Linked DNA regions of Homo sapiens: region 2 is linked to region 1. A link is an interaction called in ENCODE POLR2A ChIA-PET data of the cell type or tissue named here. Cell type or tissue: HCT116. All regions are shown on one strand. Each heading gives the region's core, and the rest is flanking DNA. Links, peaks and the distances in the headings are about the cores only.

The links. Peaks named below come from ENCODE experiments on the same cell type or tissue, not always from the same donor. Only the 100,000 strongest peaks of a DNase experiment are listed, where the experiment ranks them.
Region 2: POLR2A ChIA-PET joins it to region 1 with 5 read pairs; 1 of 35 experiments calls an interaction of 5 or more read pairs at or near these places.

The regions. Positions count from the first base shown.
Region 1 is chr19:8,692,542-8,697,724 of GRCh38, reverse strand. ACTL9 (actin like 9) reads left to right here. Exons shown (of 1, transcript NM_178525.5): 1 at 1-325. The coding sequence ends at 274. Among named protein-coding and RNA genes, the nearest start is that of ACTL9, 3.7 kb to the left of the region's middle. In HCT116, for the core only: a CTCF peak has its summit at 3,262 (motif pointing right); a DNase peak (open chromatin) is centred at 3,264.
Region 2 is chr19:8,416,481-8,421,663 of GRCh38, reverse strand. The region is part of intron 1 of MARCHF2 (membrane associated ring-CH-type finger 2); the gene reads right to left. Among named protein-coding and RNA genes, the nearest start is that of MARCHF2, 5.8 kb to the right of the region's middle. RefSeq lists a cis regulatory region at 3,380-3,397 and an enhancer at 3,316-3,460. In HCT116, for the core only: no CTCF peak of the experiment used is centred there; no DNase peak of the experiment used is centred there; H3K27ac peaks cover 593 bases.

The DNA.
Region 1 (5,183 bases), core at 766-4,765:
GTCACTGGAGATGCGCGCGGACTTGGCCCAAAACGTGCTTCTCTGCGGTGGGTCCTCGCTCTTCACCGGCTTCGAGGGTCGCTTCCGGGCAGAGCTGCTGCGCGCTCTGCCAGCCGAGACCCACGTGGTGGTGGCTGCCCAGCCCACCAGGAATTTCTCCGTATGGATCGGGGGCTCCATCCTGGCCTCCCTGCGCGCCTTCCAGTCCTGCTGGGTCCTGCGGGAGCAGTACGAGGAACAGGGTCCCTATATCGTGTACCGCAAATGCTACTGACCAGGGCAGAGCTGGGGAGGGCGTGGGGGCAGTAAAGCCTCTGCTACAGCCGGCTCTGTCCTGTCCTTCCTCCAGGGCCTGCCCCATCCACTCCTGGGCACCTCGCCCCACAGGCTGACCTAACTCACCTCCTGTGATGCATGCCCTGAGACACCCCAATCCTGACCCCCTAAACCCACCTTCCCCATGAATAACTCCCAACAGACCACTAAGTTCTAATCCTGTCAACCCATCCTCCTGTGATCTGTGCCCCTCCCCAGGCACCCTTGGGTTGGGACACCCCCTCCCCAGACCACCTCTGACAAGTGCCCTTCCCATTTACACACTCCCAGAGATGGGGAGTTCACTACCTCAAGGCTATTGTTAGAAATATCACCTCCTCCTATGAGTCATAGATAAGCCTCCACCTGGCACCTGCCCCCAACCCCAAACATGAAGAACATGAAAGCCTCTGACCACCCACCCCATGCCCACACACACCCCTAGGGTCTGCCACATACCCAAGCCACATACCCAATTCCTTCCATTTCTAGTTTAAGTGATTCATGCATTGATCCCACATACATTCATTAATTACCCACTATGTGCCCAAGACATCCTCAAATACTGACTCCCTAATCTCACCCCATTATCTATTGCTTTTGATATAGCATCCCAAAATACCCCTGGGCTCCAAACCCTCCAAACTGCCACCCCCCTTAGTATGCTCCTCAGGGACCCCCCAACCCAGTCTCTACCCCGGAATGCTCCAACCTCCTCCCAGAATCTTCCCGTGAGTGCTCCAACCCCTGGGTGCACCCCCATAATCTTCCCCTTATTTCTAATCCCCCCAAACACACTCTTAAATTCCACTTGTCAAGATTCCACTTGTCAAGATACCCCTGGTTCTCAGCACCCCAAATCCACCTCTTCATTGGTTTCCCCTAGGATGCCCCCCACAAGTGCTGACCCCCCAGATCCATCACAGAGACCTGAATTCTGACTTTCAAGGGTTTCTCCTACAATGGTCCCACCATGGGATGCCCCTGGCATCCATCATCCCTGCAGAACTCTCCCCTCCCCTCAGGATTTTTCCCCCAGACCTCCCCTGGCCCCACCTCCACTGACCAGGTGGTCCCATCACCCATCCCCCATCCATCTTCCCAAAACACATCATTCTGAGATCCACCCCCGAAACCCCAGGGTGGACCCCTGTTGCTCTAAGACCACTTTCTTGCACTGTGTCTCCGCCCGAAATACTCCCAAATGTTCTCTCTCACAGGACACTTCCTGACCCTCTTCCTCAGCCCCCAGCTCCTCCCAGGAAAGAGCCAGCCTCCCAAATGTCATGCTCAGGTCCCCATGAGCATCCTATAACGACCCCACTAGACCCTAGGCCCTCCTCTGTGTTCCAACACCTCCCAACTCCCTCCTCCACAGACTCTCCCAAAGATACCCTCCCAGGCACCCCATGATGTGCACCCCGCCCTGGAACTCTCACAGGCTCTCCGGAACCCACTCCCCAAGACCATTCCCTGGACACCATACTATCAAGCAAGACTTGGACATCAGTGGGTAGTGATACTCTTAAGGGCTTCCCAGTCCACTGCAGTCATGGGGCAGATGCCCCAGGCAAGGAGCTTCACCTGGACACTGGCTCTCTCACTCGCCCCAGCACAGGCACCCAGGGCCCATGTGTCCCAGGCTATGCATCCCCATCTCCCTCCATTCCATTAAAAGTCCATCTCTCAGCCTGTTCCTCTCAGTCCCATGAGCTTTCTCTGGGTTGTGCACTGAGGATGCTCGAGGAGGCCTCTCCCACCCCACCCTGTCCCTGCCAGGGTCGGGAGGGGGAATCCAGCCTCTCAGGATGGCGAGCGTCCTGGGTCCCCTCTGGAGGTAGGACCCTCTGTCTTCATGCCCCCTAGCCCAGCCTGAAGGACATCCGGACCTCCAGCCAGCAGTCTGGACACAACCCCCAGTTTATCAACACAGTAGACAGGAGCTGCTGGAGGTTATCCATGTCTGTGTCAAGTCCTCTTTTTGCTCAGCCCAAGAAATCATTCATTCACTCATTCATTCATTCTTTCAGCCAGTCACTATTTAAGGAGCATCACTCACAGGATCTGTAGGCTCCTGCTGTGTCTTTCTGTGCATTGCTAACTTTTCAGGAGTTTTGTGCTCAGTTGCTGTGTTTGTTTGTTTGTTTGTTTGTTTGTTTGTTTGTTTGTTTTTGAGACAGGGTCTCGCTCTGTCACCCCATCTGGAGTGCAGCCGCATGATCATGACTCGCTGCAGCCTCAGCCTCCCCCAGCTCAGGTGATCCTCCCACCTCAGCCTCCCGAATAGCTGGGACTGCAGGTGCATGCCACCACATCTGGCTAATTTTTTGTATTTTTAGTAGAGATGGGGTTTCACCATGTTGCTCAGGCTGGTCTCCAATTCCTGGGCTCAAGCGATCCATCCACCCCTGCCTCCCAAAGTGCTGGGATTCCAGGCGTGAGCCACCACACCTGGCCTCACTTGATGTGTTTCTTTCTCCCTAAACCAGCGTGTGTGTCTCTGTCTCTACCTGCCTCTCTCTCTCTCTCTCTCTCTCTCTCTCTCTCTCTCTCTCTTCCTCTCCGTCTGACTCACCTGCAAGAACCATGCTTATGGATGGAATTTTCCAGAGTGGAAATGCATTTATCTGTGGAGCAGTGAGGCGACCTCCCCTACCCTCCAAGTCAGCCGTGAGAAACTCCCCACCCACCCTGTCCCACTGTGTCCTGGAGAGTAGGCTGTGGCTCCAGGCTCACCCTGGGTTAGTGTGAGATCCTCAGCTCAGGGGTGGGGGGCCCCCACTGACAGGCCAAGATCTCCAGATCACAAATATTCAGGGTTGGACCCGCTCTGACCCAGCCGGGCTCTCCCCAAGGTAGACTCAACCTATAGAATGCACAGAATCCCCTACCAGGAGGTCATGGGGTGTTGAGGAGACATTTCTTCTCCTCCACACCAGGGGGCAGCACCTCCAAGCTCAAGGGCATGGAATTCAGAACGTTGATGCCTGGAGCAAGCCAGACACCCAGACCCCAAGTGAGACCCACTCCAAGCTCCAGCCACAAGGCACAGAAGGTATGTGAGACAGGCTGAGTCTCAGATACCACAGGAAGTGAGGGAGATGCAGAAACCCTGTCACCCCTGGGCTCCTGGGAAACCCAATGAATCCTCATTTAGAGCAGACTGAGGTTCCCTGTTCCCTCAGCTCCAGACCTTCCCTGGGGCAGAATTTTCCTCTACAACTCTCTGGACAAGTGCTTTTCCCATTTACACAGTCCCAGAGATGGGGAGCTCACTACCTCAAAGCTGTTGTTAGAAATCTCACCTCCTCCTATGACTGATAGGTAAGCCTCCACCTGCCATCCGCCCCTAACCCTGAGCACCAAGAACTCAAGACCCCGACCACCGCCCCCTCCATGCCCACACACACCCCCAGGGTCTGCCACCATACTTGGCTAATCTTTTTTATTTTTAGTAGATATGAGATCTGGCCATGTTGTCCAGGCTGGTCTTGAACTCCTGAGCTCAAGTGATCCTCTCACCTCAGCCTCCCAGTTCCCCAATTTCCTCTTGCCTCAGCCTCCCGGGTCCCCGATTTCTTCAATTTTGATTTAAGTCATTCATACATTGATCCCACAAACATTCATTGATCACCCACTATGTGCCCAGTACTGCTCCAAAATGTAAGGAAACCACAGCAAACAAGAAATGGGGCCAGGCATGGTGGCTCACACCTGTAATGCCAGCACTTCGAAAAGCTAAGGCGAGAGGATTGCTTGAGCTCAGGAGTTCAAGACCAGCCTGGGCAGCATAGCCAGATCTCATCTCACTAAAAATCAAAAAGACTAGCCAAGCATGGTGGCACCTTAGTCCCAGCCACTTGGCAAAGGTGGGAGGATCACTTGCACTCAGGAGTTTAAGGCCAGCCTGGGAAACACAACCAGACCTCATCTCTACTAAAAATCCAAAAAATTCGGCAGGGCGCAGTGACTCACGCCTATAATCCCAGCACTGTGGGAGGCTGAGGCAGATGGATCACCTGAGGCCAGGAGTTCGAAACCAGCCTGGCCAACGTGGTGAAACCCCGTCTTTACTAAAAATACAAAAATTAACCAGGCGTGGTGACAGCTGTCTGTAATCCCAGCTGCTCAGGAGGCTGAGGCACAATAATTGCTTAAACCTGGGAGGTGGAGGTTGCAGTGAGCCAAGATCACGTCACTGCACTCCAGCCTGGGTGACAGAGCGAGAGTCTGTCTCAAAAAAAAAAAAAATAGCCAAGCGTGGTGGCGCCTTAGTCCCAGCTACTTGGCAGAGGTGGGAGGCTCCCTTGAGCCCAGGAGTTCGAGGCTGCAGTGAGCTGTGTTTGTGCCACTGCACTGCAGCCTGGGCAACAGAGCAAGACCTTGTCTCAAAGAAAAGAAAAATAAATGATGTGTCTGCCCACCGGATCCTCCTTGAAGGGTTTAACTTGAGAAGGCAGATTCGTCACTTCACTTGTATAGACATGTTTCTTCCATCACGAACTTTCAACTGGTTCATATCTGTTTTGCACACCGATTCACAAGTCCTTTCCTTCTCAATGCCCCTGGAGCCATCCACCTCTCTCTATCCTTTTGATCCCAGCCCAGGGATCAGCTGAATGACTGAAGGCGCCTCCTCCTTGGTGTCCCAGTCACCTTCTCAGAAGATCCTTGTATGCATAGGGCTTTTGCAAAACACAGAACATGTTATTCCCTGCTAAGAACATCCTAGTCGCTTGCCTGCCTGCCTTCCTTCCTTCCTTCCCTCATTCCTTTCTTCCTTCCTTCCCTCATTCCTTTCTTCCTTCCTTCCCTCATTCCTTTCTTCCTTCCTTCCCTCATTCCTTTCTTCCTTCCTTCTTTTCTTT
Region 2 (5,183 bases), core at 666-4,665, 280 kb after region 1:
ACCATCTGTAAAATGGGCCTCTGTAGGGCCAGTGAGGATTCAAGGAGACGATGCATGTAACTCAGCACAAGGCTGGTATACAGCAGGAGCTTGGGTTGTATTATTTCTCACTCTCCTAAGAAAAGCTATGCTTCCCTGGCCAGGCGCGGTGGCTGACGCCTGTAATCCCAGCACTTTGGGAGGCTGAGGCGGGTGGATCACGAGGTCAAGAGATCAAGACCATCCTGGCCAACATGGTGAAACACTGTCTCTACTAAAAATACAAAAAAAAAAAAAAAAAAGAAAAGAAAGAAAAAAGTAAAAAAAAAAGAAAAGCTAGGTTTCCCATTCTGGCTAACACAGTGAAACCCCATCTCTACTAAAAATACAAAAAATTAGCCAGGCTTGGTGGCACGCGCCTGTAGTCCCAGCTACTTGGGAGGCTGAGGCGGGACAATCGCTTGAACCCAGGAGGGGGAAGTTACAGTGAGCCGAGATCACGCCACTGCACTCCAGCCTGGGCGACAGAGCAAGACTCTGTCTCAAAAAAAAAAAAAAACCCAAAAAAAACAGGAAAGCTAGGCCTGGCCAGGTGTGGTGGCTCATGTCTATAGTCCCGGTGCTTTGAAAGCCAAGGTAGGAGGATTGTTTGAGCCCCAGGAGTTTGAGACCAGCCTAGGCAACACATCAAGACTCTATCTTTATAAAAAATGAGAAAATTAGGCCAGGAGCAGTGGCTCACACCTGTAATCCCAGCACTTTGGATTCAAGACAATCCGCCTGCCTCCGATTGCCTCAGCTCAGGAGTTTGAGACCAGCCTGGGCAACATGGTGAAACCCTGGCTCTACTAAAGAAAACCAAAAATATTAGCCAGGCATGGTAGCACAAGCCTATAGTCCCAGCCACTTGTGAGGCTGAGGTGGGAGGATGACTTGAGCCCAGGAGTTTGAGGCTGCAGTGAGCTATGACGGTGCCCACAGCACTCCTGCCTATGCCACAGAGTGAGAACCTGTCTCTAAAAAAGAGAAGACAAGAAAAGCTAGGCCTCCTCTTACCCTCAAAGCCTCCAGGGCCAGGACCACCTTTCAACTAATATCACCTTTCCAGATAAGGTATCAGAACCAGTTCTTTTTTTTTTTTTTTTTTTTGAGACAGAGTTTCGCTGTGTTGCCCAGGCTGGAGCGCAGTGGCACGATCTCAGCTCACTGCAACCTCCACCTCCTGGGTTCAAGCGATTCTCCTGCCTCAGCCCCCCAAGTAGCTGGGACTACAGGCATGCACCACCATGCCTGGCTAGTTTTTGTATTTTTATTTATATTTATTTATTTTTTTTTTAAGATGGAGTTTCACTCTTGTCGCCCAGGCTGGAGTGCAATGGCATGATCTCGGCTCACTGCAACCTCCACCTTACGGGTTCAAGCGATTCTCCTGCCTCAGCCTCCCAAGTAGCTGGGATTACAGGGGCCCACCACCACACTCAGCTAATTATTTATTTATTTATTTATTTATTTATTTATTTATTTTTTGAGACGGAGTCTCACTCTGTCGCCCAGGCTGGAGTGCAGTGGCGCGATCTCAGCTCACTGCAAGCTCCACCTCCTGGGTTCACACCATTCTCCTACCTCAGCCTCCTGAGTAGCTGGGACTACAGGCGCCCGCCAACACACCCGGCTAATTTTTTGAATTTTTAGTACAGACGGGGTTTCACCATGTTAGCCAGGATGATCTCCATCTCCTGACCTTGTGATCCACCTGCCTCAGCCTCCCAAAGTGCTAGGATTACAGGTGTGAGCCACTGCGCCCGGCAATTATTTTTATTTTTATTTTTATTTTTTATTTTTATTTATTTATTTATTTATTTTTTTTTTGAGACGGAGTCTTGCTCTTTCGCCCAGGCTGGAGTGCAGTGGCCTGATCTCAGCTCACTGCAAGCTCTGCCTCCCGGGTTCACGCCATTCTCCTGCCTCAGCCTCCCGAGTAGCTGGGTCTACAGGCGCCCGCCACCACGCCCGGCTAATTTTTTCTATTTTTAGTAGAGACGGGGTTTCACCGTGTTAGCTAGGATGGTCTCGATCTCCTGACCTCGTGATCCGCCCGCCTCGGCCTCCCAAAGTGCTGGGATTACAGGTGTGAGCCACCGCGCCCGGCCAATTATTTTTATTTTTATTGTATTTTATTTATTTATTTTTTGAGATGGAGTCCGGCTCTGTTGCCCAGGCTGGAGTGCAATGGCGCGATCTTGGCTCACTGCAACCTCCGCCTCCCGGGCTCAAATGATTCTCCTACCTCAGCCTGCTGAGTAGCTGAGACTACAGGCATGCGCCACCATGCCCAGCTAATTTTTGTATTTTTAGTAGAGATGGGGTTTCACCATTTTGGCCAGGATAGTTTTGATCTCTTGACCTTGTGATCCTCCTGCCTTGGCCTCCCAGAGTGCTGGGATTACAGGCATGAGCCACCACGCCCGGCTAATTTTTGTATTTTTAGTAGAGATGGGGTTTCACCATGTTGGCCAGGATGGTCTCAAACTCCTGACCTCAGGTGATCCATCTGCCTCGGACTCCCAAAGTGCTGGGATTACAGGTGTGAGCCACTGCACCCGGCCCGGCAGAGAATTTCATTGAAGAAACAAGGGCCCTTTCTGGAGACCTCCTTGAAGCCAATACAGGTGCCCTGGAGCCAAGGATCTCTGTTCCCAGCTTGTCCAACCCCCAAGAGCTACAATGTCCAGAGCCCCTGCAGCCCCTAAAGTGTTCAGAAAGTCCAAGCAAGAGAGGCAATCAAGTACTCAGCGAAGTATTCCCACCCCCACCCCAAGTCAGCTTGTAAACTGCCAATCAAAATCCGAGCCCTGGGCCAGGGGAAGTTGTTCATACCTGTAATCCCAGCGCTTTGGGAGGTCCAAGCAGGAGGATCACTTGAGGCCAGGAGTTTGAGACGAGCTAGGGCAACATAGAGAGACCCTATCTCTCTGAAGGTTTTTTTGAATTAGCCAGGCATGGTGCTGAAAGCCTGTAGTCCCAGCTACTTGGGAGGCTGAGGAGGGAGCCTCAACCTCTTGAGCCCAGGAGTTCAAGGCTGTAGTGAGCTATGATCACACCACTGCACTCCAGCCTGGGTAACAGAGCAAGACCCAGTCTCCAGTCTCTAAAACAGAACAAAAGAAAGCAAGCAAACAAACAAACAAAAAAACAAATCTGAGCTCCAAAGTGGGGAGGTGAAGGAACAGGGGAGCAATTACTAACTCTTGCGCTAGGACGGTTCACTGCTGGATAAATGCCCTCTAAACAGCTCAGCCAGCAGCCTTCCTGGCCTCACATGTTCTTCTGAGCATCATAGTCAGGCCTCTGCAGGCCAGATAAGCAAGTATTGCCCAAAGGCAGGGACCCAAGAGGAAGACTGCAGGCCTGAGATAACACCCACAGGGCAGTGGCCGGGCCTGACACAGGGTGCCTGCTGCTCTCCCTCCCAAGTCCCTGCAACCAGAACCTTAAGCTCAGAGGCCAAAGGGGAAGCGGCTGGGCTCTTTACGGGAAGGCAGGCAGAGGCGAGTCCTTTCCTCCAGCCCAGCCCTTCTGAGGCTAGGTCTTTACATTTCTTTTTTTTTAAGACAGGGTCTTGGCCGGGCGTGGTGACTCATGCATGTAATCCCAGCACTTTGGGAGGCCGAGGTGGGCAGATCACCTGAGGTCAGGAGTTCAAGACGAGCCTGACCACATGGAGAAACCCCGTGTCTACTAAAAATACAAAAAAATTAGCCAGGCATGTTGGCGCATGCCTGTAATCCCAGCTACTCGGGAGGCTGAGACAGGAGAATCACTTGAACCTGGGAGGCAGAGGTTGCAGTGAGCCGAGATCGCACCATTGCACTCCAGCCTGGGCAACAAGAGTGAAATTCTTTCTCAAAAAAAAAAAAAAAAAAAAAAAAAAAAAAAGACAGGGTATTGGCCGGGCGTAGTGGCTCATGCCTGTAATCCCAGCACTTTGGGAGGCCGAGGCGGGCGGATCACCTGAAGTCAGGAGTTCGAGACCAGCCTGGCCAACATGGCAAAACCCCATCTCTACTAGAAGCACAAAAATTACTTGGGCATGGTGGCGGGCAACTGTAATCCCAGCTACTTGGGAAGCTGAGGCAGGAGAATCGCTTAAACCTGAGAGATGGAGTTTGCAGTGAGCTGAGATCACGCCACTGCACTCCAGCCTGGGTGACAGCAAGACTTCATCCCCCCGCCCAAAAAAAAAGACAGGGTCTCACTCTGTTACCCAGGCTGAAATGCAGTGGTGTGATCTCAGCTTACTGCAACCTCAGGCTCCTGGGTTCAAGCAATTCTCCTGCTTCAGCCTGTCGAGTAGCTGGGACTACAGCTGTGTTTCACCACACCCAGCTCGTTTTTGTATTTTTAGTAGAGACAGGGTTTCACCACGTTGGCCAGGCTGGTCTCCAACTGCTGATCTCAAGTGATCTGCCCGCCTCGGCCTCCCAAAGTGCTGGGATTACAGGCTTGAGCCACCACCCCTGGCCTGGTCTTTACATTTCTGCAAATAACTGGATATTACAGGAACTATCCCAGCTCCTGCATGTGGTGTTCTAATATTTCTTCTATCAGGGAGAAAAAAAAAAAACCACAGGTAAATCTCTTAATGCAAGGCCTGCAAACCACCAAAATTATACTAGCAGCTTCTATCTATTAAGAACCAGACACTATGCCAAGCAATCTCCATACATAGTCATCATCTCACTGAACTCGAAACAGTTGTTATAAGTGTCTCCTTCAAAGGTCACCTTCCTGGAGAAGCCTTCTCGACAATGCTGTCTGGGGCCTGGCGCATTGGCTCATGCCTGTAATCCCAACACTTTGGGGGCTGAGGTGGGAGGATCGCTTGAGCCCAGGAGTTTGAGAGAAGCCTGGGCAACATACCAAGACCCCGTCTCTACAAAAAATACAAAAATGAGCCGGGTGTGGTGATGTGCGCCTGTAATCCCAGCTACTCAGGAGGCTGAGGTGGGAGAATCGCTTGCACCCAGGTTGAGGCTGCAGTGAGCCATGATCACACAACTGCACTCCAGCCTGGGCCACAGAGCAAGACCCTGTCTCAATCAATCAATGAAGTGCCAATGGGGTCCACTTGATTCCACTCGTGGCATGTGTCCCTGTCTGAAACATTCTACTTATTCACCTACGTATTTAGCCACGTCTGTTGT